5 separate regions of the Homo sapiens genome follow, and regions 1, 3, 4 and 5 are each linked to region 2. A link is a loop called in an ENCODE intact Hi-C map of the cell type or tissue named here. Cell type or tissue: endothelial cell of umbilical vein. All regions are shown on one strand. Each heading gives the region's core, and the rest is flanking DNA. Links, peaks and the distances in the headings are about the cores only.

Evidence for each region. Hi-C counts contacts between places; a loop is a spot of excess contacts. Peaks named below come from ENCODE experiments on the same cell type or tissue, not always from the same donor. Only the 100,000 strongest peaks of a DNase experiment are listed, where the experiment ranks them.
Region 1: it touches region 2 in a loop (5-fold over the local background); 26 of 110 quality-filtered maps call a loop at or near these places.
Region 3: a loop joins it to region 2, with 4 times the contacts of the local background. A loop is called at or near these places in 9 of 110 quality-filtered maps.
Region 4: a loop joins it to region 2, with 5 times the contacts of the local background. A loop is called at or near these places in 6 of 110 quality-filtered maps.
Region 5: a loop joins it to region 2, with 7 times the contacts of the local background. A loop is called at or near these places in 14 of 110 quality-filtered maps.

What each region holds. Positions count from the first base shown.
Region 1 is chr6:152,945,197-152,951,373 of GRCh38, reverse strand. No RefSeq gene overlaps it. Among named protein-coding and RNA genes, the nearest start is that of FBXO5, 35 kb to the left of the region's middle. In endothelial cell of umbilical vein, for the core only: a CTCF peak has its summit at 2,998 (motif pointing right); a DNase peak (open chromatin) is centred at 3,123.
Region 2 is chr6:152,745,835-152,752,011 of GRCh38, reverse strand. VIP (vasoactive intestinal peptide) reads right to left here and starts at 1,215. Exons shown (of 7, transcript NM_003381.4): 1 at 1,053-1,215. It also overlaps a transcript of MYCT1 not described here. In endothelial cell of umbilical vein, for the core only: a CTCF peak has its summit at 2,998 (motif pointing left); DNase peaks (open chromatin) are centred at 1,121 and 2,991.
Region 3 is chr6:152,895,588-152,901,764 of GRCh38, reverse strand. It overlaps the pseudogene TUBB4BP7. Among named protein-coding and RNA genes, the nearest start is that of LINC02840, 23 kb to the right of the region's middle. In endothelial cell of umbilical vein, for the core only: a CTCF peak has its summit at 3,758 (motif pointing right); a DNase peak (open chromatin) is centred at 3,774; H3K27me3 peaks cover 215 bases.
Region 4 is chr6:152,861,405-152,867,581 of GRCh38, reverse strand. The region is part of intron 1 of LINC02840 (long intergenic non-protein coding RNA 2840); the gene reads left to right. LOC124901439 (a long non-coding RNA gene) reads right to left here and starts at 4,002. Exons shown (of 2, transcript XR_007059821.1): 1 at 3,851-4,002. RefSeq lists an enhancer at 3,423-3,472. In endothelial cell of umbilical vein, for the core only: a CTCF peak has its summit at 3,498 (motif pointing left); a DNase peak (open chromatin) is centred at 3,511.
Region 5 is chr6:153,021,249-153,027,425 of GRCh38, reverse strand. It overlaps RGS17 (regulator of G protein signaling 17), which reads left to right. Exons shown (of 5, transcript NM_012419.5): 3 at 883-972; 4 at 2,930-3,164. Among named protein-coding and RNA genes, the nearest start is that of MTRF1L, 22 kb to the right of the region's middle. In endothelial cell of umbilical vein, for the core only: a CTCF peak has its summit at 2,830 (motif pointing right); a DNase peak (open chromatin) is centred at 2,815.

The DNA.
Region 1 (6,177 bases), core at 354-5,353, 200 kb before region 2:
CATATATTAGATATATCCGAACTTTTATTTACACACAGTACCTGTAGGATAATAGTGTCCCAAAATGTAAAGAATGATATTTTACCATTAGATATCTCTGCTTTGCAATTCTAACCTTTCCACATACTATTTAACCTTGGGCAAATTTTTAACATCTAAGAGCTTCAGTTTTCATACTTATAAAGAGAAGGCAATATTGCCTATCTGATATTATTAACAAAATGATTAAATTTGAAAATACAGATAAAATACTAATGCAATTTCTGACACAAAATAAATGAGTGTAGCTGTTGTAGATCTTTTATTAAGGCCAAAGTGTTAATGCTTACAAGTATCTGTACGTGTATGATAGTCAAAATAATGAAGTCCCTTAATACATAATTCTAGAATTTTGATAAGACTGGAATAATCTGATGCTAAATTTTCTATCTCATATTTTATTTACTTCTGAGAATTGAAAAGCTTTTTTGTCCTCAGTAGATAAGCAGAGAAAGTAAACTTACTACTAGAAAATAATTCTGTTAAAGTGTGGACTGAATGGATCTTAAAATGAATTCAAAGCTCACACTTAAAAGTTTAGAGCCATTCATTTATCTGTTTGTTTACAAAAACGCTTATTGAGTGCCTTCTATGCATAATGAACTATGCTGGGTGACGTCTAATGCAGAGTCTTTCTCAACCAGGTGTCCAGGAGAGAACTGAGCTTTCATAACCTAGTGCGTCTATTATATGTAATGAGTTAACATTTTTCCTAGGCATCTAGAATGGTACAAGTTATGTACCTTCCTTGAGGAAATTAGGAAAATTATCACGTAAATAAGTTTCTGGGTTGTATGGCCAGGTAGGAAGTCCACCTGAGAAAGTCTAGGAGGCAGGGAGAAAAACCAAAAATATATACTAATTAAAATAGAAGATAAAATGAAATAAATGCAAAATAAGCAAAATATAAAATGGAACGGAAGGAAAATTACTCCTAACAAGACGATCAGAACAAATAAATTACTGAAGGGAATCTTGAATCATGAAAATCATTGCCCTTTTTTTTTTTTCTTTCCCCTCTTTAAAATGTGCAACCTATTGTATTATGTCCTGGGATTGTTTCAGGGGTGAAATGGTCAAGAAGCTTATGTGGTTTCTGGAGAAGTGGTAAGGGCAATTGAGGGGTACACTAGCAAATTACTGTGTGAATTCAGAGTGGGAAGGCAGATGCCTTCAGAAATTCCTTTGCTACTGTGAAAAAAAGTAAATGTCATAATTTATTTTCTCCTCATACTATGAAAACCAATATCTATTTCGCTCTAAGAGTTAGGAAAATTCCATAGAAAACTTTTTTAAAGCCCTAAGAATAGGATAGCAGAAGGGAAAACTCAGGGGCGACATTAGAGATTGTGACACCCCAGAGAAAGACATGCATTAGTGACCCGAGTTCTAAACACACCTAAGTAGTTATTTATTTTTAAGGACTAGTGCTAATCTTTTTAACTAAACTTTTTTGTTTTTTCTTTTTCTTTGAGACAAGGTCTTGTTCTGTTGCCTAGCCTGGAGTGTAGTGGCATGACCATAGCTCACTGCAGCCTGAAACTCCTGGGCTCAAATGATTCTCCCATAAATTAGAAGCATTTTAAATAAGTAGGCGGTGGGCCGGGCGCGGTGGCTGACGCCTGTAATCCCAGCACTTTGGGAGGCTGAGGCGCGTGGATCACGAGGTCAGAGATCACGATCATCCTGGACAACATGGTGAAACCCTGTCTCTACAAAAAAATTAGCTGGGCGTGATGGAATGTGCCTGTAGTCCCAGCTACTTGGGAGGCTGAGGCAGGAGAATCGCTTCAACCCGGGAGGCGGAGGTTGCAGTGAGCTGAGATCGCACCACTGCACTCCAGTCTGGTGACAGAGCAAGGCTCCGTCTCAAAATAAATAAATAAATAAATGAACATTTAAAAAAATAAATAAATAAGTAGATGGTGAATTGGAGAAGGGTATGGTATAATGCTAGTGGATTTCTCTACTGAAAAATTAATTTTCTAGGACAAGGCATATAAGATCATATTCTTTCTTTCTAGATAAACTAACATTTACATAAAAGTCACACAGTCTCAGAAGATGGATGCACAAGCAATGTCCAGTGTCAACACCATCTTCCTGAGAGACCGCAATAAAGAAAGGAGAATCCCTAGCCAAAGAAGGTAGTTGAGGGTAACAGTTTCTCACTACTACAGGGAATACAGGGGATAGTGACAGAGTCATTCTGAGAATCTCTTGGCAACAAGGAGCTTGTCACTTTCGAGACCAAAGGGAAGAGGGAAGAGGACAGTAACAGTTCCCGCCCTTCCTCAGATGCCCGTATACAGGAACAGCACTAGTAACTTCATATAAAATGCTGTGCAGTCGTTGAGTTGGACCAGTCAACTTGCATTTAATGCCCATTGACTTTAATTGCTTGACTGCAAACTCTGATGAACAAAGAAATAATATATTATTCCACATAGGCTTTACCTGGAACTAAGGGGTGGGTAAGGAGTGCGGAAGTGGTTCCTAAGGCCTTAGGAGGGCATCGTCTCAGAAACCCGTGAATCTTGACAATTCTAGCAGTACAAAGAGAACGTCACATTTCCCGTTAGCAATTCATTCCTGAGAAGGTGGTGTACAGTAGATTCGTGATAATGCTTTTTGGCACGCTGATAAATATGTTTTTACTTAAAATTATTTCTACTAAGATTGCTAACACTGATATTATCCCTTGAGATTTTATCTTCAGTTTCCTTTGCACAGTTGTCACTCTGAAGGCTCTGCTGTGTGGAGTCAGCGTGCGAGGCATCTACAGCCTGCTGATTCCTTAGACTCTTGCTGGTATTCTTGTCTTGTTCCTGGAAGATTTTCCTGCCATGTTCATGAGCTTGAAAACTTTTCAAAAGCTCAGGATGTCAGTAAACTCGCCGTTTTCTGTTTCTATTGCACTTAATATTCCTTTTCATTTACTTCATTGGATTTCCACCAGAGGGCACAATAAGCCTAGCTAATCCACAGTTTAGAGCTATTCAGTACACGAAGTGTAACTTTCTGGACTTGTTTACGGTGGTTCTAATTTCATTACTCCAAGGTGTTGTGGTTAAGAGTGGGGTGTCTGAGGCCAAACTGAGTTTGGATCCCAGCTCTGCTATTTGCTAGCTCTGTGATCTTGGAGAATTCCTTAATTTCCTTTCTGAGTAAGTGTTCTTCTTGTAAAATGAGCATACCAATCTTCCTTTTGGGCTGCTGCGAGGATTACATGAGTTTAGACACATATCCAAAGTACTTGGAATATGTCTGGCATATAATAAAGCACTAAGGATAAATGATCTCAAATTTTAAGAAAATGACAGTTTTACTTACCTGGGAGTTACTTGGAAAGCATCAAAGAGTTGAAAGCTACTAAATAGAGAGAGTGTTAGGCGTGTGGCAAGGGCTACTTAATGTACATCATTTCTATCCAAGAGATATATGAGGAAGAAGTCTATGTTCATTTGCTCACTGATTCATCCCAAGTGCTAGAACAGTGCCTAACACATGGTAGGTGCTCAATAAATATGTTTTAAATGAATGGAAGATAACTTTATTAACTCATGTATACAGGTAAGAAAAATGGAGACTCAGGAAGTTGATAAAAGTTGCCCAGGGTCATACAAGTAAGTGAAATATGTTGTACTTTCACCCAAATCTATCTAATTGCAGACCAACTTTCTTTTGACAGGGTTGAAGAAAATGAACTTTTGGTTGACTCTCATAAGTGAACTGCCTGGCTGAGTTTTTCTGTTAGGAGTGAGACTGTAAGGTATTCTTTTTAGTAAGGCTTTAAGAAGATTGTTTCACCAAGATTTCAATGGTAGTTTGAAAAAAAAATAACTTAACATTAGTTACTTTCAATCAAGTCTAACAAATATTCGTAAATCATATTTTCCCTTAGGCATTTTGAAGTCTATTTTCCATAACCGAATGGAATAAGCAAAATATAAAGGAAAAAAAATCTTCATAAAGCTGCTTACATTTAAATTCACATTTTCTGAGAGCTCAATGGCTGATTCACAGTTCATGCTCAGCATGTTTGTTGAATGCCTGTGTATGAGAGGGAAAGAAAACAAATAACTATAGCCAAAATCTTCTAGTCCTTCAGTATATGATGAGCAGGCTGCTGACCAGCAGCTTCGGTGTCACCTGGAAACTTACCAGAAATGGAATCCCATCCCATGGCTATTGCATCAGAATTGGCATTTTAATAATGTCCCCAGGTAATTTATATGCATATTAAGGTTGGGGAAACTCTGCTCTAGCCGATATGGTTAACTGTGGAAAACAAATGATTGATTCCTATCAACTAATAAATCACATCACATTGAGAATGTTTCAAAAGCAAGAAATTAGAAGGAAATTTATGCTGGGCACCATAAAACTCCAAAATATTTTTTGGGGAGGGGTTGAGTGAAACTCTGAGAGAATGTGTTAAAAAATGAAACTGCAAATGGATGTGTTTATTCTTTTTAGAGACTTATACCCATCATGCCCATTTAGAAGAAGTTTTTTCAATTTTACAAATTGATTTCTTGCGTGGATTTACTTGTATGAAAGGTTTGATTTCCCTTTATTTATGGGCTTACATAGCCTGAAGTCATTTTATTGTCATATTATCCTTACACTGTGCGTGAATCATCAAAATGTTTTTCTTGAATCCAAGGCGGAGGTGGGGAGCCAGGCTAAAATGTATGAGACTGTCATTCTCTGTGACAGATGTCTCATGTCAAGTTATAAAATATTTCTGTCTATGAAAAGACAAAGAAATCTGCAGTGATATATACAAGGTTTAGTTACATGGAAATATATTGAAAAACATTTCTGCTTAATATACTATACTATATATAATACATGTATACATATATTATACATGCATGCATATATGCATATTTTGTATATGTAGACATCTATAGCTATCATTTTAGTGGTTTATATGTAATATCATTAAATACAAATCATTTTTATAAAATGTGTTATGCCTTTTCATGTCTTTTCACAAGTTTATAGTCACCAAAATATAATTTTTTATAATAAAAATAGATATTTGTCTTTGTAAATAGTTAAAATTTGTTTTTCAAATTTTATTTTTTTTTGTAGAGACAAAGTCTCCCTATGTTGCCGAGGCTGGTGTTGAATTCCTGGACTCAAGTGATTCTCCTGCCTTACCCTCCCAAAGTGCTAGGATTACAGGCATAAGCCACAGCTCCTGGCCTACTTTTAAAAATTATACCAGAGTATTAGTACCTGCATATCTTGGTAGAGTTTTTTTTGGTGTTCACTCATATCTGTATAGTCCAGTACAACTAAAAATTATTAATAAACTAGCAATAACAATAGTAATAAAGTGATTTCCTCCAATGATTTACAAATTTTCCTTCATCTACACATGATTTTTCATCTGAAAAACTGAACTTTTTCTTTTTAAAATATGACCTGGTTACTGCATTTTAGCCATCACTTGTGCCTCTGTGACTTGAAACTGACTCATCTGTAATATATAGAATATTTTGGTTAGATCATCTCTTAAATAACTTTTGGTTTGGTTCAAAACCAAAATGATAGTGTTGTTTTTCCCATTAAATTGCTATGAATTTGCACAAGGCCATAGATTTTATATTTTTAATGTTTTGTCCTTACTTCAAATGTTATTGAATAAACTGGCAGCATTGGTTGGCTCATTGAACATTTGAGGATTCTTTCCCTTCTGCCAAAGGAAAAGGGAAGGAAACAAACTGACATCATCAGTGGCTGCAGTGAGTTCACCTGGAAAATACTGTGCTTTACCTTTCTATTTTGTATTTACTTCAATAAAGCAGGTGCTCTATTCTGCTGAAAATAGTTTTGTATTTGTTTTTGAAGACAGTTGTGCTAACTGCTTTTTTCTCTCCCTCTTGTTTTTCAATGATGAGTCCATAGAAACTGCACTTCTATGCATTGGCAGTGCTGTAGTGATCTTTGGAAATGTAGTCAAATTGGAGAATTCCCTCGATATCAATAGTTTAGATCATTATCAATGGGAAAAATATTTTTTATACACTTGTTTATTTTAGTATACTCCTGTTTTGTTTCATTTGAAACTAGTTTTAGTGTACTGTGGAGTTCATAGTCAAGGTCCAAGTCTTATGATTTAAT
Region 2 (6,177 bases), core at 627-5,626:
AAATCAGTATTTCTCTCAGTGACAGGTGCTTGAATAAAAATTAGAATCCTTTTCACCTGCTGTCTGGGCACATGGTTGGCCCCAGTATCTATTGAATGCCATACTTCTATAGTGCTGGAAATAACCCTGGGGACAATCTTTTCATAACAGGGATGTACCACTCAAGCTTAGTGTATTTTTTGACGAAGGAAACAGCTTCAAGACATTGATTTTCTTCTGCTTTAAAATTTCAGTATCTGACTAATATAAGACTAGAGTATCATCTATTTAATAATTATTCTGCTCGTGTGTGTGCAAATGTATAAATATAATGTGTATATATACATATAATTTTAAAAAAGATTTTGTATATACATTACTTTTTCCTCTTTCAATTGTAGATATTACGGAAACTTATTTCCTTACACCTGGATTTGAACTTCTTAACTCAGTAGTGAATATTAATACTCAAAATATTACTGAATCATATGTTGTCATTGAAATAAATTTTTCCATAAGAGGAAAATATATATTAAAAGCAAAGCTTGCATTTCTTGCATTTAATCAACTTACACATTTCATTTCTAGTTTCTAGATTAAAAGCCTAGGAGTAAGGTCTGTTTCTCTTGCTGCCTATAAAAATTATGGAATTTAAACTTAAGGAAAAAATAAATGCATCTTAGATTCACTTAACCAACATACGAAATAGGAAAAAAAAAGCACTTTAAAAATAAGTTGAAAATTTCAAAAGCAAATGTTCCCACTGAAATTTTCAGTCAAAAATCTACATACAAGTAAACTTTACTTGAATGAATTATTTGTAAAAATCAGTATTCAGTAAAAGAGCAAGCAGGGTAAAGCATCTTACAAACAAAAGAATTCAGAAAATCTATCCATATGAGAGAAATTGAAGTATTTCTATCCTTACCAGGTGACTTGAGAAACTTGTTTTTTGCTGTTGCAAAAGCAAAGCACTATCAAATTCTTTTCAAGAGAGAAAAATTCATTATTTTGTGAGAAAAGTTCCAGAGGCAGGAGGGAAAAAGAAGAGGAAAGGTAAAGTTTTCACTTACCTCGCCCAGTCGTGCTCCCCCGGAGCTGACTGTTCTGGTTTGTTTTGGAGCTGTCTTAGGTGCTGAAGTCCTGGGAGTAAGAGAAAGGCTCCACCAGTTCTCTGCCCTTAGCAATGGCTAAGGGTTGGCTGTTACTGCCTGCTGGTGCTTCTCACTCTACCCTGACCAGCATTTCAAAGCCCATCATTTTATAGGGCTTATACTTAGGACTGAGCAATCACAAAGTGCTCTGAAAGACGTCACAGTATGACGGCCATGGGATGAATAGGGCTTGAAGTTCTTACTTAATTGTCATTATGCCTAATTTATATAAGTTTATAGTGAGCAACTTCAAAATGTAAGATAAGAGGAAATTTACTTTTCTTTAAACAAACAAAGTAGCAAGCTCAATGTGAAATGTTTTAACCTTTAATTAATTGTAAAATAAGAAAATGATTGTAGTGTTATAGCCAGGGCCATTGGGATTCCTTCAGAAAATAAAGACTTCATGTGTAGAAACAAATGCATAAAGCAACAAACACTTATGTTCATTACGCTTATAAAAGTATAATTATACTTTATTACAAAGTATCAATTCTCTTAATATTTTTAATTTTTATGCTATTCATATAGTTCCAGATTTAATCTTTCTTGAAATCTATCCTAACTTTAAAAGCTCTAGAGATAATTTTCACCTTCCTATTATTACATTTCGTCTTTGTTGAAACTAATTCCAAGATAAGTGTTTCAGAAAGTCTCTAAGATAGTAAGATATGCACGCTGTTGTACAAAGCAGTACAAGTAGTGCTATTTCATATTTGTATAAAATGGCACAATTCCCAATGCACTTTTACATACACTGTGTCAAATGATCCAAAAAATAAATTGTTGTCAGGCTATATACCTCAAGGAATTTAATTGTCTTTTCTTTTTAAAGATTTTCCTCATCACTTTTATAAGTCTTTGCATAATGTAGAATTAGTTTTCTACCCTCATCCCCAACACACACACATACTCAAACCAGTTTTGAACATTTCTGATTCAATCACTTGACAGGTGGCTTCAAATAGTTGAAAAGCATTTATATAGTACTTTGATAAATACTTCACTTCTATTTGTGGATTTGTAACTAAAGGTAGTCTAGCACACATTCAATCAGAGTTTAAGGTAAAAATGCAGCCACATGAAAAATTTCCTAAACAACAGAGGAAAATGCCATTTTTCCTTTTATTTTAAAGGCTTTCTGCCATGTGTATTATTTTTACATTTTGTTTCTAAGTTTCATAAGACAGAATGGCTTTACAGTCCTCTTTCTTCTACTTTAAGATTGTAGTATCTATTTCCTTCGTTCAAAGTCAGACTGATCCAGTAAAAGAATATCCTGCTATGCTTAATCATATTTTCTAATCCAGTTACCAGAAAAATTAAATGAATTAAGTTTCAAAATGTCTGGAAATTTGTTTCCCAGTTGACAGCTCTGACTTAAGCCAGAGTTCCTGTGGCTTAATTCCAGGAAATCTTTTTTACCTGATTATTACAAACTAGAGGTTGAAACAGTTCTCATATGGAATTTTTTTATCCTTAGCTCTTCATCACCCAATTCTTAGTGAACCAATTTTATTTAAGAGCAGAAACAGCAAAGCAACTTAATTGAGGGTCACAGACAAATGACTGCTGAATGATAAGAAGAAAAATTTTAAACATAAAAGATGTAAAGCTGATCATTATTTGGCCTAGGCAAGCACTTAGCATTTACAAAGAGTAACTATAGTAGCTTTTCCCAATACAAAAGACAATTGCTTCTATTATAATAATAATAAGATAAAATAAAAAGAAATAATTCAATTTTATTACCTCTGAATAAAAGTAAACTCAACCAAACAACTGCATTTTCTCTTATGAATTTAAACTAGAAAGCAAAACAATTTGAAAATGGAATCATAGCACCATCTGCAGGTTCAAAGTTTTAATTCACAGACTTTATAGAATTGTGTTTATTTCTTCTTTTCTTTCAAGGAAATGAATTGTAAACCAGAGGTCCTGTAGCCAGCTTAACTTTTGGATGCTTCCAGAAAAAATAAACATAAGAAAAAGTACTGCAGTCAAATTTATCCTGAATTCTCGGTTACCATAAAACTTAGTAAATAAGTACAAAGATACAAACTTGAATTTACTGTTTAAATGTGTCTTTTCCGTACTTTGACATATTCTTCCATAATTTGCCTACATTTCTGGCAAAGTTTATTTTTGCCTTAGGCCTTCTCAGTAAAGTGATGTTTGTAATAAGGGGAACTATAATTCATTCACATGGATAGAAAAATCTTCAAGATCCTTCTTTTACAAATAAGTAAACTGATCTCCAGAAAGTTTCAGTAATTTTTGCCACTCAGGTGGTTAATAACAAATACGAGATTGGAAGATAGACCGTCTGATTTTGAGTCAGCATTCTTTCAATTTAGAATTGGTAATATTCTGTAATTGTTGCTATCACCTTTTTGATGCTAGCAGGTCAGATATGGAAATTGACAGCTCATAAAAATATTGGCATCTCCTCTCCCCTTTTTTCACCAACAGAACCAAGAGCAGGGAAATAAAACTGGCATTCTAAATTCAAACATACTGGATGCAAGGAAATTAGATGGAAGGGATTTTCAAGCTCAGGATATTAGCAGAAATCCAAATTTGCCTTTTTTTCTTTAGTGCAAAATACTAATAGAGGGTCCATATTCTTATTATGGATTAAATGCCTAAGCTTGTGCTCTTCTGCCTCTTTTTATGGTGGTTTTACCTGCCTAATTCACCCTATTTCACCTCCAGTCCTGAGACTTAGCCAATGTCTGCGTTGGTAATCCTGAGTGGGTAAGTCTAGATCAGAGGTCTGGAAACTACAGGCTGTGAGCTAAATAGACTGACCCCTCTGGATTTTGTTTGTTTGTTTCTTCATTCATTTGTTTTTGTTTGTTTACATCTCTCAAGCTAAGAATGATGTTTATATTTTTAAATGGTTAAAAAAATTAAATGAACTTTTTGTGACACATGACAATTATACGTTATTATTTTATTTTATTTTGAGACGGAGTCTCATGCACTCTATCATCCAGGCTGGAGTACAGTGGTGCAATCTTGGTGCACTGCAACCTCTGCTTCCCAGATTCAAGCGATTCTCGTGCCTCAGCCCCCAGAGTAGCTGGGACCACTGGTGCCCACCATGTTGGTCGGGCTTTGGTCTGGAACTCCTGAGCTCAAGTGATCCGCCTGCCTCGGACTCCCAAAGTGCTGTGATTACAGGTGTGAGCCACCTCCCTGGCCAAAACTTATATATAATTTAAACGTCAGTGTCCATAAATAAAGTTTTGTTGGAACATAAAAGCATTTCATCATATATGTATTCTCTATAGCTGCTTTTGTGCTACAACGGCAAAGTTGGATAGTTGCAACAAACTGCACAGCTCTCAAAGGTTAAAATAATTACTATTTGATCTTTCACAAAAAAAGTTTTTCAATCCCCTAGATCCTCCTGTTTGGCAGATATTTAAGATGATATGTTTGCTTTAATAGTCTTAAATCCAATATCTTTCAATAACTTGTATTAGGAAATATATATTTGCGTATATATATTTTATATACCTAATGTATAATGTATTATGTACTGTATATGTTATATATACATAAATACATATATTCTATACAATATATTATACATGTATATATGTATAACATACAGAATATATACATACATTTAATATACATGTATACTTTTACTAAAAGTGTACATTTGCATAAGATGTATATACATACGTATATTTGTATAGCATATTAAAAGTTTATATATTTAAAGCATCTATATTAGAGTATATATAAACACTTTCAATTCTTTTAAATTAGAAAATTTGAACTTATTTTCAGGATTTTGTATTCTTGTCATATTAGTGATTTGATGAAAATAATATTACAATAAAGGTAAATTTTCCCTTTAAAGTTACCTATTAGAATTCATTTCGGAATCTAAAAATATATCAGCAAATATAAAGCAAAACAAATAATGATCTAAATGATATGATCGAGGACAACTTCTCCCTTAACTCCAAAACCTCGTTATCTGTCCCACTTACTGATGCTGAGTTTAGAGAAAATTATTCCTTTGTCTCAGAATTTTTTTGCTTCAAATCAAATTACATGTAGAAAGAACAATGCAAGTGCTGCAAGTCATTCGAACTTTATTAGGGTTGTATGTATCAGACGATTTCCTGAAAATAGATTTCAAAAAGAAGGGTATAGAGAAATCACAGGAACACACAATACTAAGATGTGGAAGTTGAAAAATAGAGTATTAAAGATTTTAAAACCAATTTTACCTACTTCACAATGTCATCTCTTATGTATATGTTCCCCCACCACATAGAGTAGTCCTCCCTTATCTGCAGTTTCTCTTTCCATGATTTCAGTTACCTGTGGTCAACAGCAGTCTGAAAACATTAATGGAAAATTCCAGAAATAAACCATTTATTTGCTTTAAACTGTGTGCCATTCCAAATAGCATGATGAAATCTTCTGCCATCCTGCCCAGTCCAGCCTGGGATGTGAATCATCCCTTTGTCCAGCATATCTGTGCTGTCTATGCTACCTCCCAGGTAGTCACTTAGCCAATTTGTTGACAGATGGAAAATACATGGTTTATGTAGGGTTAGGTGCTGTCAGTGGTTTCAGGCGTCTGCCGGGGTGTTGGGAGATGACTGTACACATTCCATGCAACCAGCCTTCAACTCAATCACCCTCTGTGTTTACTATATGGATCAAATGAAAAACAACCATGTCTAATTTCTGGCTTTTAACCTTAAGAAAGCTGCAGTCTAGATGTTAGAATGAAGATTTGGCAAGAATATTTTCTGAGTGAGTTCTCATGGCCCCTCTACCACTACATCTATTCTCCACAGGCCAGGGAAGAGCCTCTGAGATGGGGAAGCTGGTGTGAGTTTATGGTAGAGTGGAAGGGATGGATGACAGAACCCTGTGTTATCAAGTGTAGGGGCTGAACAATAGAGGCTAACTTGGCTTCATTTCACATCTGGTTGACATAAGACAAAGCAAATCATGGAGAAACACTCTGCATAATGGTACGGGAGACAAACCTGGATGATAGTTGCAC
Region 3 (6,177 bases), core at 753-5,752, 150 kb before region 2:
CCATTGTGATATCTAACTAGTCCATTCATTGAGGTAAAATCCCAAGCCTCTTTCTAAATAGAATTATAGTCTAGACTGATATCTCACAAACAGAACAATTCATTTACTAAAGAGCTTTCTGAGAATAAAGAACTTTTTGTTACATCATAGGCTTGGCTATTATTTGTCTCACTAACTTCATCTTTGTTTCTGTTACCTATAGGTTTAATGATGATTTGGGAGTTTTTTGTTGGGGAAATGAGTCTCATGGGACTCTTTGAAGTAGGGTAAGAAAATTGCTTTTCTGTTTCCTAAGCCTGGTCAGAAGGAAAGAATGAGAATGAATTAATAAGTTGGAAATATTCTATTTTTTACTATTCCAATTAAACATTTATAAAATATTTGGAATAATAAAAGACTTTATTCCATCTACATATGAACAATTTGGACTGATGATGATAATGTAATGATTTGCTTGATTTATTTCCTGTGTATCAGTTTTTTAACAAAAAGACAATGAAAATGCTTTTGTCGTGGTACTTGGTGCAAACAACTTATGCAAAAGTTATCAGGTGACAGTCTCATGAATACGAACATTATGAATATAGAACATGTCATAAGCAAGGGTCAGCTTTGGGAAAGGAACCATAATATAATTTACATTGTGTTGAATGAAAGAGTTCTTTGAATTTTATTCCGTAGTCCATGATGTTCTAGGAAGCCTTTCTTTTCTTTTTTATTTTCTTTTCATTTCTTTCTTTCTTCTTTTTTTTTTACATCATTGAAATAGGGATGTTAAGAATGTGCTTTTCAACTTAATTCCAGCACAATGTTCTATTAATTTAAATGGTACCAGTGGAGTGTACATTTTGTTGTCATGTGGATTCTGGGAAGTCTATGGAAGATGTAATTCAGGAATCCAAACTTCTAAGAAGCTTCTCAATGGCATTTCCATGAGGCATATGACTTTTACTTTATTCAAACACTGATAGAAAAGTTAATAATCCAGCAGCATATCAAAAAACCTAATTAACCACAATCAAGTAGGCATTATCCCTGGGATGCAAGATTGGTTCAACATATGCAAATCAATAAATGTGATTTATAACGTAAACAGAACTAAAAACAAAAACCACATGATCATCTCAATAGATGCAGAAAAGGCTTTTGATAAAATTTAACATCCCTTCATGTTAAAAACCTTCAACAAACTAGGCATTTAAGGAACATACTTCAAAATAATAAGAGCCATCTATAACAAACCCACAGACAACATCATACTGAACAGGCAAAAGCTGGAAGCATTCCTTTTGAAACTGGAATAAGACAAGGATGCCTACTCTCACCACTCCTATTCAATGTAGTATTGGAGGGCCTAGGCAGAGCAATTTGGCAAGAGAAAGAAATAAAAAGCATCCAAATAGAAAGAGAGGAAGTCAAACTATCTCTGCAGACAGCATGATTTTATACTTAGAAAACCCCTAATGAGTCTCTGCACATAAGCTCTTACATCTAATAAACCACTTCAGCAAAGTTTCAGGGCACAAAAAACCTGTGTACAGAAAACAGTAGCATTTCCATACACCAACAACATTCAAGATGAGTGCCAAATCAAGAATGCAATCCTATTTACAATAGCCACACACACAAAAAATAATTTATGTAGGAATACAGCTAACTAGGGAGGTGAAAGATCTCTACTTTGATTTTTTTTTTTTTAATATCATGCACCTACTATATCCAGGTCCTGCACTAGTATGTTTGAAGCGATAAGAACTTCCACCCTCAAGGATTTAGGATTTTCAGTGTTTTAGGATATTGACATGTTGTCCAAATTTACCTATTCTACAAACTAAATGCAATAAAATTGATTAAGATGCATCCCAGAGGCTCAGGAGAGAAAGCCCCCTGAGAATGCCGAGGATGCTTTGAAATTTGCAAAGCCTCACAGAGACAAATGATTAACTTTTTTTTTTTTTTTGAGATGGAGATTTGCTCTTGTTGCCCAGGCTGGAGTGTAGTGGCATGATTTTGGCTCACTGCAACCTCCGCCTCCTGGGTTCAAGAGATTCTCCTGCCTCAGCCTCCCAAGTAGCTGGGATTACAGGCATGCACCACCATGCCTGGCTATTTTTTTTATATTTTTAGTAGAGATGGGGTTTCACCACGTTGGCCAAGCTGGTCTCAAACTCCTGACCTCAGGTGATCCGCCTGCCTTGGACTCCCAAAGTGCTGGGATCACAGGTGTGAGCCACTGCGCCTGGCCAACAGAGATGAATTTGAGATGGTTCTTGGGGGATGCACTTTCTTTTCACTATGAAAATGCTGTTAATGATGGTGTCGGTACAGTGTGTGCTATGAAGTCGGGAAGAGCTCCAAGTGTACACACAGTGAGACCTGGTTATCAGAGAAAAGATTGTGAGTAAATAGAATTCCCACTGCTTCCCCACTTTACCCAGTGTCCATGTCTGAAGGCTCTAGGCCACCTTCTTCTTGGCCTCCTTCTCAACCTTTCTCTCCTCCTTGGCTGAGGTGTCCTGGTATTACTGGTACCGGGACACCAGGTTGTTCATGTTGCTCTCAGCCTTGGTGAACTCCATCTAGTCCATGCTCTTGCCCATGTGCCAGTGCAGAAAGGCTTTGCACCGAAACATGACCACTCAGAGATGTGCTTGAACAGCTCCTGGATGGCCACGCTGTTGATGTTGAAGGTGGCAGACATTTATAGCCCCAAGAGTGGGATGTCACAGACAGCTGTTTTCACATAGTTGGGGATTCACTCAACAAAGTAGCTGCTGTTCTTGTTTTGGACATTAAGCATTTGCTCATCCAACTCCTTCATGGACATGTAGTCCGTGAACACTGTGGCCACCTTTAGGTAGTGGCCATGGCAGGGGTCTCAGGGAACCATCATGTTCTTGGCATCAACCATCTGCTGGGTGAGCTCAGGCACTATGAGGGCCTGGTAGTGCTGGCTGCTGTGGATGGTCAGCAGGGTGAAGACAGGCATAAAGAAGTGCAGGTAGGGAATGGGACCATGTACATAGCCAGCTTCTGCAGGTCAGCATTGAGCTGGTTGGGGAAGCCTAGGCAGGTAGTGACCCCACTTATGGCGGCAGACACCAAGTGGTTCAAGTCACCATAGGTGGGTGTGGTCAGCTTTAGGGTTCTGAAGCAGACGTTATGGAGAGTTTCATTATCAATGCAATAGGTCATATCTGTGTTTTCTACCAGTTGGTGGACTGAGAAGGTGATGTTTTAGGGCTCCACCCCCATGTCTGACACCTTGCGTAAGGGCACACTGAACTTGTTCAAGATCCTGTCTGGATACTTCTCTGGGATCTTGCTGATGAGAGGGGTACCCCTCTTAGGCCCAGTCCCTGCTCCTAGGGAGTGGGTCAGCTGGAAATCCTGCAGGCAGTCACAGCTCTCAGCCTCCCTCCTCACAATGTCCAGTACCGAATCCACCAGCTCCGCACCTTCTGCGTAGTGCCCATTGGCCCAGTTGTTTCCGGCACCACTCTGATGGAAGATGAAGTTGTCCAGCCGTAAGATCTGCACGAAGGAGCCTGAGCACACCAGAGTCCCCGGTGCTGGGCTCCAGATCCATGAGCTCAGCGTGGGGCACATACTTGCCACCTGTGGTCTCATTGCAGTACACACTGATGCACTCCAGCTGCAGGTTGCTATCCGCATGCTAAGTGCCAGTAGGCTCGATGGCATGCTCATCACTGATCACCCCGTAGAACTAGTTGCCAAACTCACCAGCCTGCAGGTGCACGATCTCCCTCAAGGTGGCAGCAGTGAGGATAGAGGCGGCAGGATAGTCACAGGAGCAGAGGCTCAGGCGTGCAGAGTGCTGGAATCCACTTTATATCTGGAGAGAACGATATACAATTTATAAACTGACCTTTTAAATTCAGATCTGATATCCTATATATGTTGATGTGTTAATATTATTTGCCATCAAAATAACGGCAAAACTGCAATTACTTTTGCACCAATCTAAAATAACTTGGGAAAACCTTTAGATCACTCTTTTTTGTTTATGAATAAATAATATTATTTTGCTACTTTATATGGGGATAAAATATACCTTAGTAATAAGAGACTTTTTTCCCCACAATACATCATCTTCATCTCCCTAAAGCCAAACTGTTTTACCAACTTCATTATGATTTGAATTGAGAGTTTATTTGTCGTGTAAGGTCAGGCAATTCCTGTCTTCACTTGCTGTTGGACAGATGCATATAGGAAAAGGCATTATAATTATTAATGAAGTGAAAGTCGTAATTATAGAAAGACAGTCCTGAAGTAGTCTTCTGTATGGGAGTCCAACATGTCACATGAATCTTCATTTAGAGTGACAAAATTATAATAGATTTTGGAAATTTTAATTTTCTTGTGCAGGCAATTTCGAATTAGCTGTTCTCTTTGTCTTTATTAGCTATATAGAGTTTCAAATAAAATCATGTACATACTATAACTTTTAAATCACAGGACAGTTTAACTCGACCTGAGAAATGACATGGATCTATACATACCTTCATTGCTTATGTATGAAACGAAACGAAGTTAATCCTCTGAAAAAGGAACTTCCCAGTGGCTTTGGTTCAATTTTCCTTTAATGATGATTCATGTAGTTTCAGAGCTCCAAAGGTCACTAAAGGTTGTGTCTGTGCAAATTTGAGAAGTCTGCCAGCTCAGAAGATAACCTGAGGCAGTTCTGTCATCCTCTTGTGTTATCAAAGGGTCTGCAAATCTGTAAACATGAAGCTTCATATTCCCCAAAATAATTTCTTCAAGGAGCAACAAGAAAACAGTAGTTGGAAAGATAAAATCCAAAATAATATTGACAATTAAAAATATATATAGATAGATGATTTCAGTAAATTAAAACAAAAGGGGAGTAAGCTCTTCATTAAACTTTTGGTATTTTTTTCTGATACAGAGTATGAACACTCAACTTGTTTTTACTTTGAAGAAATAGGACTTCTACGTCTGTGTGTGTGTACGCGCATGCATGTGTGCACACTTGCTCACGCGTGTGCGTCTGTGTGGTGCGGTTTTGTAAAATCACCCAGATAATTCTAAGGCATTTCTGTCTTTCCCCTACCTCCCCATAATCATTGATAGAATGTCTCATTTTCCTTTAAAGACAAGTTTGGAATATTGCAGAGGGTGAAAACATAAGCCCACAATATGGGCATGCTAGAATGAAAAAGCTCTTTTAGTTTACTATATTTGTAAGTAAAAATTTAACCGTGTTATCAGGGTTAAACTATAGGCAGTTTCTAACTAAAAATAACCAAACTCAAATAAAAAATAGTAACATTTATGTGTAATAATTAATATCTATTTCAATTATAAAATTTATACCTGTAGAACTCTACTATAAAGTAATATACACACTACTTTCCACAGCAATAAATAAAATGGATTGCATATTTCAGTGTCTCATAAGTGCATAATATCAAAAATTTCACTTATAGCCCTCTGTTCTCATTTTTTTCCTGATCTTGTCTTTTGTTGAATTAAAAAATGCATCATTTCTGTAATTTGGGGGCTATTTTTGCCCTTCACAAAATGATTATGTTGGATTTGTTTTGGAGGGTTGTTTGTGCTTTCCTTTTAAATTGGCTCTAGATGATTTTCAGTGAGGCAAGTACCAGGGTATCCTACTCTTACCCTACTCTTCCATTGGTGGGAGTTGATTCTGTTGCTTTAACTGTTATTGTTAATGTATTTTACAAGGCATCTCCTTTTGCCTTAGTTCTTCTGCTACTTGCCCTCTGATTTTTAAATAACTCTGTGATCTCCAGCACACCAGAGGGATAAGACATATTCCCCTAATGGTAGTGGTTCATCATGGCCCTGGTTCTGAGTCATGCCACTGTCATAAGCACATCAGATCATACAGGTACATATGTGTGGTGTGTGTGTGTGTTTATGCACGTGTGTGGTGTGTGGTGTGGTTTTATAAAACCATCCAGACAATTCTGAGGCATTTCTGTCTTTCTCCCACCTCCCCATAATCATTGACATAATGTCTCATTTTTCTTTAAAGGTGAGAATTTCCTTGGCTAATCCATAAGTCTTCTTTTAACATTTGAGGACATGATTCTCCTCTTTTACAATTCTTTATGGTGCTGCTTTTTAGGGACTCTTTTTTCCCCCAGTTTTGGAAATCCTTTCTCT
Region 4 (6,177 bases), core at 824-5,823, 120 kb before region 2:
TCATTTCTAGATAAACGCATCATCCATCTAGTCAATATCACTGAACTGACTCAGTTCCAAATATGTTTTCTAAGCACTGATAAAACAGTATAATGTATTCGAGTTGTTGAGACAGACAGCCAAAGTCACAGTAACTAATTGTAAGGTAGGTATAATTATGGTACTATGTTGGGGATATCTATTATATTTTAATTGTAGTATAATTAAATTATTTTTCTTGTTAAAAAGTAAGTATGGACATATATTTTTAGATTTAAAATGAAGGCATGTTGCTGATTTAAAATCAAGAGTTGCAGAAGCTAGCACTATGCCCAGAAGACTGGAAGAGAGAGAAAGAGTGAGAGACAGAAATTGGAAGAAGATATGTCCCAATGATGAATGGCAATTGCAATTTGTTGTGGCAGAGCAAAACCTAAAAAGCTTTCAAAGCTGTTGTGAAAAAAGATTTTATGTTAATAAAGTGGATAATATTTAGATGTATTTTCAGGAAATACACAGTGAATTTAATAATAACTTTCCTCTCAACAGTTACAAGTTAAAAAAGAATTAAAAAAATTAGTTGGCAAAAATAAGGATGAACAGTCCAATCATCACAATGAAAATATTATAATGTTTAAGTAAATCTGACCTTGTAACTAGGGCCAGCTATTAAATGGCTTGTATATTTGTATGAAAAAGAAAGCCATTTTTAGATGAAGGAATGTAAAAGGAGTCACTGTGTCAGATATGGAACTTCTGTTCTCCAATCTTGCAGAAAAGCCTTAAAAAGGTATTTTATAAAAAGTGAAATATCTACACTTAATTAACCGAACAGTTGCTTCATAATACAAGACCCTTCTAACCGTATCAATGATCTAATGAATCCAAATTGGAAAAATTGAAAGCACTTTCTTTTCACTTTAGTTGAGTCTTGCAATAGAAGAGATAGTGTTCAATTAGCAATGTGGGTGCCTTTTGTCTCAAAGGATTTACTTCCAAAGATATGAAGAAGTGTGGTTTCACAACTGCACGGCATAGATATTTTTGATTCTTTCATATCTCCAAAGAAGAATTTAAGCTAATTATGAAAAAAATAATTTCTATTGTGATGAAACTGCTCTAGTGTACTGGAATTTTAAAACGAGAATTTTTCTTTCTTCTTTCATTCTGTGCTATGATACATACAGTATGTATGCAGTTTTTTCAGACAGACTCCTCGAAATATTTAATGGGTATGCTTGTTCAGTACATATGGGTGTATGCTAGGAATCACTGCAAGTTTAGAGGACTGCTGAAAGAAACACGAGATTAGGACTCTAATGATCTTAAGTTCTTTGACCAAAGCTCATGCATTAAGTCATGGAAGACTTTTTACAAAATTTCCTGTGCTGCTAACTCCAATTCAAGATTTTCTTGAAACTAATAAATGTTTACCATATATTTAATAATTAAAGACAAAAGAAATGACAATGTGGTTTATATTCTGTCACTGATACCACACTACATGTGAATAATATAAATTTGAAGCTCCAATAGAAAGAAAAAGCATATTTGTGATTAGGTAGACATGCATGAGAACTTCTGTTGAAATTAAACCTTTTTATACTTCTAAACAATACTAAAGATTTTACAAATATTTATAAATCAGTATTCAGAAGATTTTAATTGTAATTGACAGTTTTATATAAATTGGCTGCACAAACTACATGAAAAACATGAAGAATGCTTTGTTGATATTGATTGATTAGGAGTTGATTTTTAATTTACACAATAGTCTGAATTCAATGTTAATAACCGGTTGACTTAACAGTTAGTGAGTTTACTTAACTTGGGGAGCTATAGTTTTAAAGGTATATGATTTTGCTTCAAAGTCTAAACAATTCTTTTTAAAAAACAAACCAGTTTTGTCAATGTGCATATGAATATTAAACAAAAATAATGTTTTGGTACTCAAATTATTGGAAAAGTTTTAAAATGTATTTGGAACAACTTGAGCATGTGAATCTACTTTTCAATTGTAAATTGTAAGTAATCTCAGCACAGATCAAGTATTTCTGATGAAAATATTGTGTCTGAATTGAGTTGTCCTTTAAGTGTAAAATATACACTGTATTTCAGGGTGGGTGCAGTGGCTCATGCCTGTAATCCTAGCACTTTGGGAGGCCATGGAGGGTGGATCACTTGAGCTCAGGAGTTTGAGTCCAGCCTGGCCAACATGGTGAAACCCCATCTCTACCGAAAATACAAAAATTAGCTGGGCGTGGTGGTGGGCATCTGTAATCCCAGTTACTTGGGATGCTGAGGCAGGAGAATTGTTTGAATCCAGAAGACGGAGGTTGCAGTGAGTCGAGATCATGCCTCTGCACTCCAGCCTGGGTGACAGAGGGAGACTCCATCTCAAAAACAAACAAACAAACAAACAAACAAAAAAACCTATCTATCTATCTATCCATCTGTCTATCTATCTATCCATCCATCCATCAACTTTCTATCTATCTAGATATACATACTGAATTTCAAAGACAAAAAATGTGAAGTATATCATAATAAATATTTTATATCAGTCAAATGTTGAAATGATAATATTTTGGGTATACTTGATTAAATAAATATACTATTAAAATTATTTTTACTTGTTACCTTTTACCTTTTTAATGTAGCTACTAGAAAACTTTCAGTTATGTTTCTGTTGGACAACACCACTGTAGACAACTCATATTTTGACATTGTATTAACTTCTTTAATATTATTTAACTTTTCAAGGTGCCTGACTCACGTTCCCTATCAGACTAAATTCTACTTGAGATCAGGAATCATGTTCTTCTTTTCTCACTTAGCCAGCTATTATTGAGAGCTTACACAGAAGACAGAAAGGTACATTTAAGGCCCATTTCTTGCACTCAAAGAACTCATAGTTTAATAGGAAAAGATATGTAAATAAATAATCAAAATATGGAGACATAAGAACTTAAAGATCATAAAGACATAAAGAGCATAAAGACATAAGAGCTTAAAGCTTCAAAGCACCATGGCTCTTGAAAAGAAGGAAGACTAAAGCATCCACCATAGCATTCTAGCAAGCAGACTGCTATGTCGTTACTTAAATGGCTTTGAGACTAATGTAACAAATGGAATTTAAATCCTTGATTGTACAATGGAGTCAGAGTAGTAGAAAAATGCTAGTGGGAAAGAAATAGTCATAAAAAATTGAAGGTGAAGTAAGAAGTATGAAAGAAAATGAATTAAATTATGTTCAGTGTGTTTGGATGGAAGTCTTGGTTTCATGCGAAATTCATGCTGAGAATAAAGGAATGTGTTTCCATGCGATAACACAAACTCTTAGCTTTGTTGCACAGTTTAGAAGTAACCAAAAGCAGGAATGAGAAAATATTCATCTTATCATATCTGCCAGTTTTAAAGATACTGTTTACCATGCAGTGGTGTTTGAAGCAAGACCATCTGTGTAAACAGAAATGTAGAGAAAGCAAGCAGTTCTCTGAAGTGCTAAGACTAAGGACTCTTATTGCTTCTGCTTTGGCGCCCTCAAGTGGCCAATTGAAATGAGTAATTCAAGGTATTGTATAATATTGTATTGCGCTTATTTGCAGTTATGCACCATCCTTGCATTAATTGGCTTTTCCCAACTATGTCACTAATAGATGGCCCCATTGAAGATGAAGCCTTTGGTAAGTTGTTTCAGAGAATTTTCCTTTCCAAATAAAGGAAGAAACCACCATTTTGTAAGTGGATGCTTATTTTAGGCAATACAAGGCCTAGACATAGTGATGAAGTACTGGCCCCGGGGTGTTTTGAGAGAAAGACAGAAATAAATCATCCGTCTTTCGAAAATTCTCTACAAATATTTCTATACCATAAGAGACGACTTGGAATCTTCCGATGTCCAGAGTGTCCCTTAGATGGTAAGGCTTACTGATGAGAGAAGGGGCCGCCTTCTATATCTTTATTTAGTTCTTTAAATGTCCTCTGGGCTGTAGAGATGAGCATCATGAGTCGCTGATGAAGGCTGTCCAGTAGCCAAGCTAAATGTGCTCCATCTAGTCACTGCGCCAAGAATGGGCCTATTATGACACATACTAGTATATTATGTGACCCAATAAAAAGTCTCCATTATTAAAGGTCATAGTAAATGGATATACTTCAGTACAAGAAATGAAAGCAACAGTCATTCTTTTAGGAACAATCAGCTGATTTCAGGAAAGTTTTTATGCCATATTTTTAATTTTTGACAAAGCATAAATGATGACACTTTGGTGTGATGAGTAAAACTTTGCATTTATTGTCATACCTGTCTTATGAAAGTCATGAACTATTAATGAACTTAATAGTTGATTATTTCATTAACTTTGACACAATCCTGTAAGGTAGGGCAATTGTAATTCCTTCTGTAGGTTTTCATATTCTTAGTTTATTAGGAGAGGAACCGTCAGGACTTAGAAATAAAAATAAAGACTTGGTAGTTGGTATTTGGCAGGAGAAACAATTCTGAGTAATCAACTGGGAATTAACAGATGCAGAATCTAAGCACATTAAAAATAAAAATTCTAAAAGATTCACTGTAGAGCCAGATGATATTTTATCTATTGTCTGATATGTTTTCAATATTCTAAAACATAACATCGTGATATAAAAGGACTTCTCATTAAAGATGACAAAGGAGAAAGAATAACAATGACATGCCAGGATTCTGCTATCTGATAGTTCTGAAGAGCACTTTCCATAATATTAATGTACTTTTGTTGTTGTGAGAAGAATCTAATATTGATTTTTGAAATGAGACATTTCTTTATTGTGGAATTTAGAGTGTAGTTTAAAGAATTTTTTCCATGGAAAGAAACCCTTCATTGCACTTGATTTGAGGGTTTCTTTAATTATTATTATTGTGGATGAAAAACCTTTCAAATAGGCAGACCTCATGTAAGCATATTGGATTTGAATGAAATTGTAGCACCAAGTATCAGAAATTTATTATTAAGAATAATAATTTTGATAATAATTATTAATAAAAATTCTTAATAATATTATTTATCGAACTTATATTTATTAAATGTCTATAATGTATAACTGCCAACTCCCATATAATGTCTTGAAATAAAAACCAACTAGGAATAAGCTGTCCTGGAGGCTTATATTTACACACTTCTTCAAACAATAATCTTGGTGTCTGTGAGCACCTGGTGTCTTACTGTAGTGTAAGGTAGGTAGGAAAGGTCTGTTTTCTTTAATGTTTAGGGTTTGTGATGCATAAATAAAATAATGCATGTAAAAGGCATTTTTGAAATGCTAGAATTCTAATTTCTAGTTGTAGTTCTTTTTTTTTTTTATTGTATATTACTAGACTAGCCAAACCAGCAAATTCAGACAATGGTATCTGTTTGATTATAATATGCTTCCATATAACAACAAACAACTAATCATTTGTTGGTCTATATCAGAGGGAAAAAAGATGATCAAGTTGATAATCTCTGGTTAGCTCACACTGTTATTTAAGGAAAGACCTTTCGTCTTATCATATTTTATCCTCACTGGAGCAAATGTTTGTGTCTTTTTTATTTGTACAGATTTATGGGGTACTTGTGAAATGCTCTTGCATGTATATAAGACAGAGTGATCAAGTCAAAGTACAGTAAATTTTTGTTAACTATAGTCACCCTACTCTGCAATCAAACACTGTATTTAATCCTTCTATTTAACTGTATGTTTGCACTTTTAAGCCACTTCTCTTCATCCTCCTCCCCATTTTTACCAGTCTCTGTTATCTTTCCACTCTCTACCTCCATGTAATCAAATTTATTAGCTCCCACATATAAGTGAGAACATGTGATATTTGTCTTTTTGTGCATAGATTATTTCACTTAAGATAATGGCCTCCAGTTCCATCCATGTTGCTGCAAATAGCATGATTTCATTCTTTTTTATGGTCATATAATATTCTATTGTGTATATATACCACATTTTCTTTATCCATTCATCCACTGATGGATGCTTAGGTTGATTTCATATCTCTGCTATTGTGAATAATACTGCAATAAACATGCAAGTGCAGGTATCCCTTTCATGAGTTTATTTCTTTTTGCTTGGGTAGAAACCAAGTAGTGGCATTGCTGGGTCAAATGGTAATTCTATTTTTAGATTTTGAGAAATCTCCATGCTGCTTTCCACAGGGGATGTACTGGTTTA
Region 5 (6,177 bases), core at 419-5,418, 280 kb before region 2:
TGAGTTATTCTCCCTACCCTGCTTCTTAGTATCTCCCATGACCTCACCTGTTGTTTCTAGTCCACACCGAGAGTTTTCGGTGTTTTGCCCTAAAGCACTGCTCAGCTTTAGGGAGCAATTGTCATTGGACAATTCTTATTCTTATTCTTGTTCTGGGCTACTAAAACCTTCGGCATTATCCTCTGTCCTCTATGATGCTGTAGAATTCCCAAACCTATGCTACACAGACACACACCCCTCCCACCCAATGCTCACCTGTTCCAAATGCTCAGTTACTGGTCTGTCCCTTTCAAGACCTTGGACATTGATTTACTGGGGTGAAAGGGCAAAAACAAAGTCAAATATAAATCCGGTAGCTTGATTTTAGCAATTGAAGGAATGATATTATCGGTAACAATGTAAATTTAGCAAAATCTGTATTAGATTCTGACACATTGTATCTTATTAGCTCTCAATCGGGGAAAATTAATGGAAAACAGACTATGAATAGAATTAACCAAAAATCAAAATGACATTTTGTTTAAAGAGTAAGGTAATCATATGTGTGTGTGTGTATATACATATATATATAATATTAAGGCATTTAATCATATATCTCAGAAATATTCAGTAATTCAGATTATGTAAGGATGAAGTCAGAATATTTAACAATATCCACTTTTGGGAGTCTGATTTACTATATAATTTTATTTAAAAATTATTCTCTTCCCTTTGACATGGGCTTGCCCATCATTTAAAAATGGTATTGCTCTTTTATACTTTAAATATTCTCACATAGTTGAATATAAGATCTCCTGTGAAATGTTTCCCCAGAAAAATTTATTCTTTTCTTCAACTGATTGAATTTCCCTTGACAAAATTAAATGTTCTGTTACATTACAGCCTCACTGTGAGGAATGAAGAAAGAGGGGAAAATGCGGGAAGACCCACACACACTACAAAAATGGAGAGTATCCAGGTCCTAGAGGAATGGTGAGTGTGAGAACCACATAGCTATTGTTTCTTGCATTTATATGCCATTTACATCAACTGCGTGCCTCAGTATTACCCCTTGCTTCATGGTACTCTTCAAAATGATTTTGGGAAGTGAATGCAAATTCAATCTGGAAGATCTTATTTTGTCATTGCTGTTGCTTTTCAGCAATTTTTCTATTAGCTATGTTAAGTTATTGGCTAAAACATGATCTAAATTTACTTTTCTCTTTAAAAAAAATAAAGATTGTCTTATGAATTAGCACCCAAAATTGCCCTAATTCATTACTTCTCATTTCTGAGAATTCAAGTTTTTCTCTTTATAAGAGAAGTGTCTAAACACACACACAAATGATATGGAATGTCCAAGTGAGTGAGGAAGGGCACCCAGCGACTCCTGGTTCCTTTTCTACCAGAGCAGACTCTCCCCACGTGCTGCCTCCCAAACGAGAGGTACCTATGGACTAAAATCAAAATACAAATAGTCCAGTCATATAATTGTAAGTGCTTTCTTTTTCTGCTTTTTATGAGAAGGTTTTAATGATGCTTCATGGTCATTTTTAAGCTTTTTAAAATTAAAAATTGTTTTAAGTGAATGAGGAAGTGCAGAGATTATGGAATAGTAACAATCTATTTGAAATACCTGGTTAAAAAGGTAAATACATATATATTTACCTTTATATATGTATTTACCTTTTTATGTGTATATGTATTTACCATATATATGTTTATATATATGTTTATATATATATGTTTTTATATATATGTTTATATATATGTTTATATATATATGTTTTTATATATATATGTTTATATATATATATAAACATACTTCTTTGGCCAAATGTCTTTTAGATTGGAAAATTATTAAGTAAATCATTGAATAGGAAAGGAAGATCAGAATCATTTTAACCATAAGACTCTCCAAGTTTCTGTCTTCTACTTCTTTAATGTATAAGCAAGTGGATTAATTACTAGTGGTTTTTGCAGTCACCTAGTCACTAAAAGATCTGTATATAGTTTTAAATTCCCCAATGTCAGTGTCATTATAGAAGCACTCTGCTTCCAATTATGATAACTCCATTCATGACTAACAATTCGTACATTAACTTTTCGTAGGAAAAAAACCTTTTTTTTTTTTAGAGGCAGGATCTCATTTTGTTGCCTAGCCAGGAGTGCAATGGGATGGTAATAGCTCACTGTAACCTGAAGCTCCTGTCTCAAGTGATTCTCCTGCCTCAACTCCCAAATAGCTGGGACTACAGGCACATGCCAGCACACCCAGCTAATTTTTTAATTTTTTTTTTGCAGAGACAGGATCTTGCTATGTTTCCCAGGCTGACCTCAAACTCCTGGACTCAAGAGATCCTCCCACCTCAGCCTCCCAAAGCACTGGGATTATAGGCATGAACCACCATGCCCAACAGAAAAATTATTAAAGTTTAGGAAAATATGTGACAAGTGCACACAGTGTATTCTTATTTTAAATCAAGTGACAGATGAAAAAAATGGCCACCAGAGATGAGAAAAAAAAACTGTATCTTATGGCTGGAAAATTGAAATCCTGATTAGAGGCAAAGAAAAAATTCATGTTGTCCTTAGTCACTTACAGACAGTTTCTATCAACTTGCAACACATTGTTAAAGTTTGAACATTTCCAAGCTTCATTAGGAATGTACGATGACTGCATGCATATTATGTTTAGGCCCCTTGCTGTTTGAATGCTTGTCTCCCTACATGTCTCTTATGCCTGTGTGAATTTTTGTCAAAACCCTGAAATAACTGACGTAGTCCTGACAGATACTTATTTGGCACATCAGGCTGGACTGAGTGGCAAAATACTGACCACTAGATGGCAGCAAATTGATAGAATTTCTATCTGCTCCTCTCCTTACCTGGTCTAGCATTCACTGGTCACAAAGTTCCCTTTGATCACGGCCCCGTTCTGTCTCTGCAGCCAAAACCCCACTGCAGAGGAAGTCTTGTCCTGGTCTCAAAATTTTGACAAGATGATGAAGGCCCCAGCAGGAAGAAACCTTTTCAGAGAGTTCCTCCGAACAGAATACAGTGAAGAGAACCTACTTTTCTGGCTTGCTTGTGAAGACTTAAAGAAGGAGCAGAACAAAAAAGTAATTGAAGAAAAGGCTAGGATGATATATGAAGATTACATTTCTATACTATCACCAAAAGAGGTAAAAATCTGGAAAACATTGAGGTGGGCTTCCTAAGACCAAGGATAACCGTCAAGGGATGGCTGTCCACATTGGGTAGGGCATGGGGTGTGGAGAGGGTAGAAGATTTCACTGGGTAGATAATTCAGCTTCTGTTGGGAGAATTTCCTTGAACACATGTTTGAAGGCTAGGTTTCCCTACTATGCTTTGACTGTTTATCTCTAGCTGACTTGTGTGGTAGTTCACTTGCTTTTCAGAACTAACACTAAGGAGCCTGCTTAAACACAATTTGCTGTGACAAACGAAAATGGAAAGAGAGAATGTATTTTAGGGTGGTATTTCGCAAAGCATGACCCCTAGATCATGTGAATGAGAATCACCTGGAGCATTTGTTTAAAAAACAAATTCTTAAGGCCTAACCAGGACTTCTGAATCTGAATTTTTGGAAATAGGACCCAGAAATCTGCACTTTTAACAAGTTTTCCACATACATACTAGTTGGAAAACCTCTGGTATAGGTACTCAAAAAAAAGAAATCTGACATGTTTGTTGATGTTTATGATTGACTCTTTACAGAAATGAAAAATGATCCTTGACCACTAATATTCTTAGGTGGGAAATGGAAATTATATTACTTATTCTAGGTTTTCTGTTATTGAAAGTGCAAGTGTCTTTCCCATTGCCAAAATGTACCTAATCAATAAGCAATACTTCTAGCAACCAAATAGCACTTTTCCATTGACTGTTTAAAACTTAATTTGTTCTTGAGAAATGTTCCAGCTAACAGAGTTAAAAGCATTTGGTGAAAGAGTGGTTAATAATGTGGCCAGGCCCTTGGAGCCCTGTGTGATGGAGCTCCAGAGGGCTTCAAAGCACTTAGAGAACATAGAGGTTCCTAGAATGTCTTCTCTTTTCCATCCCAGCCTCTTTTTGTCTTTTTTGTTTCTCCTAAACAACTGTGATTTTTACCTTTGCATTTAAATGGCATGCCCCTCTCTTGTGCACCTGAACATTTATGGGCTACAGTCATCTGTTCCTCCTCCAATACCTGGCATGGTCCCAGGCTGCCTTACACTCCTTGCTTTGAGATCTATAAAAGGAATTAGTGTCTATTTTATTAACCTCTAAGTTTGGAATGCTACATAAACGATTTCACTTCTAATAAGATATACAGTACCTAAGTTATATAGTTTTTTTTAATTAGTTAGGTTAAAATGCCATTGGTATTCCAGAGTGCTCCAGGACTATTGTCTCTACAAAATGAGAAACCTTCTAGAATTAGACGCACAAAGGATTGATTTATTTTTTTATTTCCTACATGAACATGAAAAATGTATTCATAAAAGCAAGGTGGGGAGAATTTAATAAATGTAATACAGTGTGACATCAGTAATAAATATGTAGCCTCAACACATTTGTTACTGATGTCACACTGTATTTCTAACACCGGTATAATTCTGCATCTTAAAACTGCATTCTTCAGGCTTTTAGCCTGCCTCGAATTTTAGTATCTAAACAACTCTACTTGTATTTTATCAGTATAATAATTTTATGCTAATTTTTATTATTTTAAAGTTATTGCACATAGCAAATAAACCAGATGATCCAAATGTGCCCAAATATGTGCTTCTTTTGCCTGTAATTATACAAAATGAGAGTCCTTGGGAAGATTATCAAGCCCATTTCTGCCCCCAAAGTATGTAAGATGTGACATCTTAAAGTGATAGTTGTCTAGATTACTTAGTCCATTCCTTTGTGCTATATTTGTAGCATCTTAAAATGATGACTGTTCCATTCTTTTTCAGTGTTAGGAGAAAAAATATTCTCCATACTATGTCCCTTATTTTTACAGTTTCTGTTCTTTAATGTTTAGTTTTTTATGTAAAACATTTTCTTATTATCCACACAGCCCCTGATTTTCTGATGTCACTGATTGATGGAGCTTTGTAGAATACTTAATTTTTTCTTTTTGAGGCATGTTTAGAGTTACAATAGTGATTATTTAAATATAAACTAGTGAGTTTCCATTCTTTTTGCTAAAGTAATAGAGGTTTGTTTTCATCTAATTTTTTTTGAGACGGAGTCTCACTGTGCCACCCAGGCTGTAGTGCAGTGGCACGATCTTAGCTCACTGCAACCTCCACCTCCTGGGTTCAAGCGAATCTCCTGCCTCAGCCGCCCAAGTAGCTGGGATTACAGGCACCCGCCAACACGCCGGGCTAATTACTGTATTTTTAGTGGTGACAGGGTTTCACCATGTTGGCCAGGCTGCCCTCGAAGTCCTGACCTCAAGTGACCTGCCTGCCTCAGCCTCCCAAAGTGCTGGGATTACGGGTGTGAGCCACTGCGCCTGGCCGTTTTCACCTAATTTCTTTCTTTTGAACACAAGTTTCACCAGAAAGTCACTAAAATCTCATTTCCTGATCAAGAACATGACCTTTCCAGAATGACATACACTAATGTTTAGTGTCGTAACCATATTTACTCTCTCCTTTATGTTTCCTAATACCCATATTTTGGCCATTACCCGTTCTTTAATATCCTCAAAATATCACAAAGAAACAGAGACAGAGGTGAAATTCAACTTGTTCTAATTTTGCCGACTTGTAATTAACTCTTGGTATAGAAATTAATAGACCATTGAAGTGCCATTGTTTAGCCAGCTGATTTCTATCCTGTCAACAGAGTAATTAAATTTAATCATTGTTTAATGGCAAAAACAAACAAGCAAAAGTAGATATTTTCAGTTATAAAAGATAATTGTTAAAAAGCTATGTTTTAAACCAAGGTATCCTGTTCATTGACTCGACTCATTGATATACTCAGCGCATGGCATGCACTTTCCGGCTATTCCGAAGCCAGTTCAATCTATTATGTACCTCACTGAACTTCCTGTGCAAAAAGTCATCCATTTCTAATCAGCCACAATACATTACTGACTTACATCAAGTTACCACTCTTCAGATTTTGTTTTCTAACATTGGAGAGAGCACATGTCAGATTGAGAGAGTCCTGATTATACCGGAATTAGAG